2 separate regions of the Mus musculus genome follow, and region 2 is linked to region 1. Evidence: chromatin contacts called from ENCODE POLR2A ChIA-PET data. All regions are on one chromosome and are shown on one strand. Each heading gives the region's core, a stretch centred on a gene start or an enhancer-like site at or near the end of the contact. The rest is flanking DNA. Distances are from core to core; before and after follow the strand shown.

Region 1 (3,687 bases), core at 358-2,857:
CACAGGGAAGACTGGGGTTCTGTGTTCATGGGTTTCCTGAGAGGCTTCGGGCCTACTCTTCTACACTCTGAGAATAGAGAGTAGACACTGAGGAAGGTTGGAGTGGCTGGCTCTACTCTATGCCCTAGAATTAAGAAAAACAAGGGAGCCAGGCAGTGGTGGCACATACCTTTAATCCCAGCACTCGGAAGGCAGAGGCAGGTGGATTTCTGAGTTCGAGGCCAGCCCTGGTCTACAAAGTGAGTTCCAGGACAGCCAGGGCTACACAGAGAAACCCTGTCTAAAAAACAAACAAAAAAACACAGAGCCTTGGATCTATCAGACAACTGCTATTCCACCAAGCTATCCTCTGCTTCCAGCATCCTTTGCCAATTTTTAAAATAAAACTTAGCAAGACCAAAAATATTTGTAAGACTCTACCCTGACCGTTTTTTGACAAAAGCTTTTAAAGAAGAGCTAGAGAACAAAGCCAGACAGAATGCCTGAGTGGCCTCTGAAGAAGTAACATTTGAGTTAAATCTAGTCACGTGAGAGGGAGCAGCACATGAAGGGGAGTCAGTCAGTTCTTTGATCTAGACCGTGATTTCCAGTTTAAAGTGTTTATTGGGGGAGAAGGGAGCTTTGGCTAGCACCTGTAATTCCAGCTCACCAAAGTGGAAGCAAAAGGGTCAGGACTTGAACATGCTTCTCAGACAAAGCAAGTCTGAGGCTTGTTTCATTTTCTGTTTTAAAGTCTCCTTAGCTGGGTGGGAAGTGGCTGGAAGGGGAGCAATGGAGAGGTCAAGGCAGCTAGGCTGTTTTGGCTGAAGAGAAGACAGGCAGTATGTGCTTGTGAATAGCATTGACATGACTGGCTTACAGAATTGCCGATGGTCTTTTGTGTATAATGGTTCCTCTTACAAGTTTTCAGATTTACAGTGGTAAAACCGAGAACGACCTGACTCTCCCCAAGCATATATGGCTAAAACCTGCCCTCAGCTTAAGTCTGTTAATGTTAGTAAGTCCTTGTCCTAAGTGTACCTTTTACGTTTGCCTTAACTAAGAGGGTTCTTGGCGGGGTTGGTTGGATTCTCACAATTGTCAGGCTTTTCCTTTGAGTCCAGCTGCTACATGGCCACATCAACTCATCAGAATCTCTTTGAGTGGTTTAAACAGACAGCACCTCTCCAGGTGAACCCAACATGCAGTCAAATTTTAAGATCCTGAGTCCTGGTGGTGTGGAGTGAAAGGAAAAGTAGTGGGGCTTCGTTGGGTTGAAGTGCTGAGGAACAAGAGTGGGAAAGGAGCTACCTGCGCACACTAACCCCGCACAGCCTATTTTGCGTTTTGTGGCGGGCACGTCAGGTCTTTGTGAAGCGACTCAGGGGACCGCATGAAGAATCATGGCAAGCGACCTCCGAAGTCAAAGCGAGTAACAAGCCAGCGACGGGCAGGGCCAGTTTCCACGGAAGGCCCCGCCCCTTCCCGCCCCCACCGTGCGGCGCAGGCGCGGTAGCTACCACCGCAGGGGTCGGTCTCCGCTGACGTCAGAACGCCTCGCTCCTCTCAGCCTCCCCGCTCCGGAGTCCCTGGCGGGCCGGGGCGGGGCGTGTGGCCAGCTGAGTTCTTCGGGCTGACCGCGCCAGTTTGAATGAAAGCTCCGCAAGATGGCGGCGGCCAGGGCCAAGGCACGGGGCAGTGAGGCAGGAGCGCGGTGTCACCGGGCTCCAGGTCCGCCCCCGAGGCCCAAGGCCAGGCGAACGGCGAGACGCCGCCGCGCGGAGACCCTGACGGCGCGACGCTCGCGGCCGTCTGCGGGCGAGAGGCGCGCCGGCTCCCAGCGAGCGTGGTCCGGAGCTCCGCGGGCCGCGGTCTTTGGCGACGAGTGTGCACGAGGTGCCTTATTCAAGGGTGAGCAGGAAAGCACACGCGCTGCGGCGGTAGCGGTCGCCACCTCCGAGCCGGGGGTTGGGGGTGGTGGCGGGGCTGAGGTGCGGTGCTGGAGAAAGGGAATCCCCTGGTGCCTGCGTTCGAGCGGGTCTGGCCTCGCCGTGAAGCGCCTGCACACGCAGCCCTGAGCTCCGGGAAACTTTGGGGGGCCCGGCTGGAACTTGCAGGTTATTTCTGTGGATGCTGAAGCCGGGGCACGCAGTGCGCGTGCGTGCGCTCGAGTCGCGCGCCCTTTGAAAGTCTGGGTTGTGCAAAGCCTTCTGGAATGAAAAGGTTGTTCTCCAGCTCTTTCCTCCGCTCCACCCAGATGGTGACACTATTATTCCCGTAGGTAGCTCTTGCCTCCTTGAAGCGTGGTGGGGATGGGATGGTGGAATGGTTTTTATAAACGGGATGTTATAATCTAGACAATGAGGCGTTTTCCTCTCATCATTTTTGGCTGTGGGATTTTGTAAACCAAGTGTTGGCAATTTTTCTTTTTAACATTTCGAGATGCCCCCAAAATGTAGCATTTCTGTTGCGAGGGGCGGTGCATTGTAATTACACGTAACGCTTCGTTATGACGTTTTCATACGAATATATGTACGTTGATCCTCCGATTCAACACCACCCTCCATTATAGTGTTGTGTTTTCAGATTCTCAGCTAGGGGTAAAAATTGAAAAGATAAATAAAACAGCAAACAACTTGGTTACATAAACAAGAGGACTCTCCTTTGCAGATGATTAGCATAAGGAGATTAGCATTAAGACAAAACAGCCTTAAGATTTTTAGAAGCGATTTATGAGACGTTTTTTACAGCTTTCTTGTCTCCAAACCGCCACACCTAAGCAAATAAATGTATTCTGGCAAATTTGAAGGAAAGTCTTTTTGCAGGTGCCAGAAATATGAGTTGTTTGCAGTCACTGGAGTTCGGAAGCTATCCTCACTGGTTTCTGACAATGAAGTCCTTACTGGGAAGGATGAGGAAGGACTGCGGGGAAAATTTGAGCGGTTACGCTGTCCCTTCCTGGAAACTTACCTTAAAAAGGTTTTTGCCCACCACTTCGGAGAACTAAAGACAGCTTGATGAGTTAGAGATACATTTTCTTTGGTCACCTCTGTTCTCAACAAAACACACTTTTTTCCAGTGAATCCCATACACAAAAAGATTGGGACTTTCCCAAAGTTGTGTAGCTAGGTGACCCACCAACGGGTAGAGCAGAGGACTTTTGATCATCTTGTATTTATCCTGATAGTAGGGGTAGTGAAGTTTGTTACATTTTTCTAGACATCAGTTGTGTGATTATATTTTTAAATCCAGGATGTAATACAGTTCATTTCTGGCCTCCGTACGGGTATTGTTTAGTATGTCTGATTTTCAAGTCTGGCTTATGGAATATTTCCACCTTGTATTCTGTTTTGTAACTGCTGGCTTGAAAACTGTAGGAAACAAGTATTACAAAGCTCACTATGCTCTCCACTTAAAGTAGAATTCTCTGGCTTATGCATGATGAAAATACATTTTACCATGCACAAAATAAATGAAGCTAAAATCTCTCGACTTTTTACAAAATGGAAAAAGTAGGATATGGATTTCATATTTAAATTCTTATCATCTGACTAAAAGAAGTGAAGTTACTTTTAAGTTGTGGCCATTTTAGAATATCTTTTAGATATATTTCTAACAAAATGTCTTAGCTGTTTATTAGGAGAACAGTTTTATTCTGTGTAAAAAAATTTACTTCATTTTACCTTCGCATTTATATGTAACCCTAAG
Region 2 (3,687 bases), core at 380-2,879, 240 kb before region 1:
TATATATACATGATAAAGTCTTTTGTGTTATCTCCAGTGAAGTGCAAAGCACATTACTTTCCCTTCATCTTCCCGCCTCTCCCTTCTGAATAAATAGTTACTGGCAAAGCTCTGAGAAAATATATTCCAAAACAAGTTGTTAGTATAATCCTCTGTGAAAGCAGTAAAAGGAACATTGCAAAGTTATCATTATTAAATGTCATGCTTTAGACAAGTATAAAGGTTAGGAATTAACAATGTGTTCATTTAGACTCTCTCTCTCTCTCTCTCTCTCTCTCTCACACACACACATACACACACACACACACACAAACTTCCCTGCCACCTATAAAGCAAATACACCTTCATCCTCAGGGTATGTGTGGGTGGTGGCCACATGAGTGACCTATCTTCTGGTTTTTAATTTATCACAAATATATATGATTATTAATTCAAAGTTGTAAAGCCTGAAACTCCAAACACTAAGGAACCGTCCCTAGACAGGCATCTCTGACAGGATTTAGAGCAACTTTAACATGTCCAAATGCTAGTGAGGTAGCATGCCTAGAGAAAGTGTACCTGTTAGCAGGGAGGCTCAAATTCAGAAAGTCAAGCCAAACAGGGCTCCTTCTGTTCCCCTGTTGGCGCCTCCAGTATCACCCCCCATTCTGACTAAGTAACCTCACTTAGCAGTCCTGGACAAAAATCTGAGAAGGGATTGGGATGGCTGGTGTGTGCACTTCATCCTCTCAACAGGAACTCTCTACATTTCAAAGAGAGCTGGGGACGCTTCACTTCCAGCACACATGTCAAAACTTGGCTCTTATACACCAGATTACCTCCCAGTCATCCAGAAATGTTTCAGGAGGCAATCACTGAGTCCCCCAAAAATGTGGGGACTTCTGCGCTGACATCACCCAAACCCCCTGGCTTGACCGGACTCCAAGAGGCACAGCAGAGTCCAACATAGAAAAGTTACTTGCAGACAGGAAACAGTGTCACTACCACCTTTCAAAGCAGCACGACCCCGCCTTTGTCTGCCGGGTAGGAGCCGGCTTCGGGACGCTGACCCTGTCCTGCTGCCGGGACAGGCAAGGCGGGCATCTGGCCCGGGGCGCGCAGCCACTGCAGCCTGGGTCTTAAGGTCTGGGTCTGCAGGGCCGAGGATGCAACAATGAACCAACCAAGCAGCAGCCTGGATTCCCCCCTCTCCAGGGGGCCCCTCCGCCCCGGCGCCCCTCGATCCGGGCCGCCGCCCGGGCCCTGCACCCTAGACCTCCCCAAGCAGCGCAGGGCCACCAGGCTCCCCGCTGCTCGCCTACGCCCGAGGGACCGCATACCCCAGCCCGCCCTGCAGGCCAACGACAGGGTCCCCCAGGCCGGGGTCAGACACCCGTCGCTTTCTCCCGGCGGGCGGCCGCCTTGCAAGCCCCTCGTCTTTGTGTGAGAAGTAAGTGTGGGGCCAGCCTACCTCGCACAAAGGCGCGCTGCTCCCTGGCGCGCTCCGCTGCTGGCGTTGGTACCCGGCACCTTAGCCACCGAGGTGGCGAGAGGGCGGTTCCGACGGCGGTTGCAACGCCGGAGTAAGAAGCCCGTCCGGCTCGGGGCGGCTCTCGCACCCGGCGGCCTCGCGCGTCAGAATTAAGTGGCGGGGCGGGCCGGGGACGGGGCGGGGCCGCTGAGTCATCACTAAGTCACGCCCAACTCCTAGGCCACGCCCCCGAACGGCCGACCACGCCCCCCGAGCTTTCAGCCTTGCTTTGCCCTAGTGGACTCAGATGAGAGCTCTGGATCCTTGGTCATGTGGCAGGGGCCTCTGTTGTGCGGGTTTACTTTCCTTTGCTTGGGTGCCCAGGAAAGGACCAGGAAGGTGGAAGGAAAAGTTGTCACCTGTCTAATGGAAGGTGTCAGCTGCAAGTTCACGGGGCCCACAATTTAAAATTCATTATGCATCTGCTTTTGAGTTTATTTCTCATCTTTCTGTCTCTCCTTTGTATATGTGTTTCTCTCTGTCTGTCCCTCTCATGCTCTGTCTCTCTGTTTGTCCTTCTCTTGCTCTCTCTGTTTCTCTTTCTGTTTGTCCTTTCTGTCTCTCTGTGTCTTATGTCTTTATGTATCTGTAGCTCTCTTACTGTGTGTCTATGTCTCTATGTTACTGTGTATCTCTTATTGTATCTCTGTGTTCTCTCTCCTTTTTGTTCTCCCCCACCCCTTTCTCTTCGGTCTGTTGAAACCCTGCCAAATATTTTTTTTGGAAGAAAATCAAAAAAGGAGTTTGTTATAATTACATAAAGTCACAGTCAACTGAAGGCTCAGAACCCACTGACCTGGGCTTTCCTCTCCACCCTCACCAAAGGGCAGATGGAGAATTTAGATCAAGGAAGGACTGATCTGATCTTTAAAAAAAAAAAATCTAATTTCATTCTCTAGCTCTCCTGAATTGTTTCCCTGCCCTACCCAAAATTCCAAGGGTGCCATTTACATGAATCACGAGTTCAGCCATTTACATGAATCACGAGTTCAAAAGCAGGCCCTGTCTCAGGGTGAGAACAAGGCCAGCAGGTTGATGGATTCCATACCAAAGCCTTTTCATTTTCTTGGCAACAGATGACTAAGGATTTATTTATTAGGAAACTTTTCTGACTCAAAGAGCTTAGGTCATATTTGCACAGGGGGAAAAATGCTGTCAGTGGATTTCAATGAGCAAATTACCTATTCCAAATGTTTCAGTCTTACAGAGTCCTCTTAGCCAGCTCCTGGGCATCCTCCCAATCCAGGAGCAATAGACACACTCACCCCAGGATTCACATTACTTCACATTAGTCTAAAATACAGCACGTAATAGTGATAACTTTGCAATATTCCTTTGCCGCTTTCTCATAGAGGTAAGCCAACAATAATTTCCTCAGAGCCTTCCCAGTCCCAGGGGCTCTCTGCTGTGCTTCACTCGCAGTCTTCTGCCATTCACCCCCATGCATGGAGTTTCCTCTCCCCCTGATGGCTCCCTAGTCTCCAAGCAGAGGGATCCTGCCTAGACTCCTACCCCTACCCACACTGACATCAACTCCTAAGTTCTGAATAGGATGAGCAGCTATCCCCTCCCCATCTCCGGTAGTGCCCACCACACTTGCCTCTGGGCTCTGTGACCACAGTATGGTAATGGTGTTCTAACTGGTCCTAGCCACCATTGTGTCAGGGTCCCAGCTGCTTTCTGGGTGAACTTTTAAATCAAAACTGATCCACCACTGCTGTTGCTGCAGCAGGTGCTGCTGCTGCTGCTGCTACAATATCTATTGTTTTAGCTATTTTTCCTGCCATTTTGACAAAACACCTGATAGAAACAGGGGAAGGAGGGTTTACTTGGGCTCACAGTTTCACAAGCTTGTGTCCTTCCCGGTGGCTGGTGTATCCAATGGTGACTTTACAAATGAGTGTCCAGAAGCAGACAAGAATAAGAGTAGAATAAGCTGCCAGTTATCATTTTCAAAAGCCCACTGCTAGCAATCTACACCCTGAAAATACCGTAGCCCCCCAAGCACCACCACTGGCTTAGAACACACACTGAAAGCATGAACCTCTTAGGAGCATTATAGATCCAATGTCTAATGTGTAACAGGTTCCCAATTCCTGCTACAAGGTGAAGTTCAAGCTGCTTAGTGCAGTCCTCCAAAGGAAAGTACCCTTCCCTGAAACCACCTTGACCATGGT

Evidence for each region. ChIA-PET counts read pairs that join two places held with the same protein, here RNA polymerase II (POLR2A).
Region 2: POLR2A ChIA-PET joins it to region 1 with 21 read pairs in embryonic stem cell. The contact joins the promoter of Fam107b here to the promoter of Suv39h2 in region 1. POLR2A ChIA-PET finds 5 or more read pairs at or near these places in 4 of 5 experiments (Patski and embryonic stem cell).

The regions. Positions count from the first base shown.
Region 1 is chr2:3,472,906-3,476,592 of GRCm38, reverse strand. It overlaps Suv39h2 (suppressor of variegation 3-9 2), which reads left to right and starts at 1,607. Exons shown (of 6, transcript NM_022724.4): 1 at 1,607-1,890. The coding sequence starts at 1,647. It also overlaps a transcript of Dclre1c not described here.
Region 2 is chr2:3,711,400-3,715,086 of GRCm38, reverse strand. It overlaps Fam107b (family with sequence similarity 107, member B), which reads right to left and starts at 1,629. Exons shown (of 4, transcript NM_025626.4): 1 at 1,451-1,629.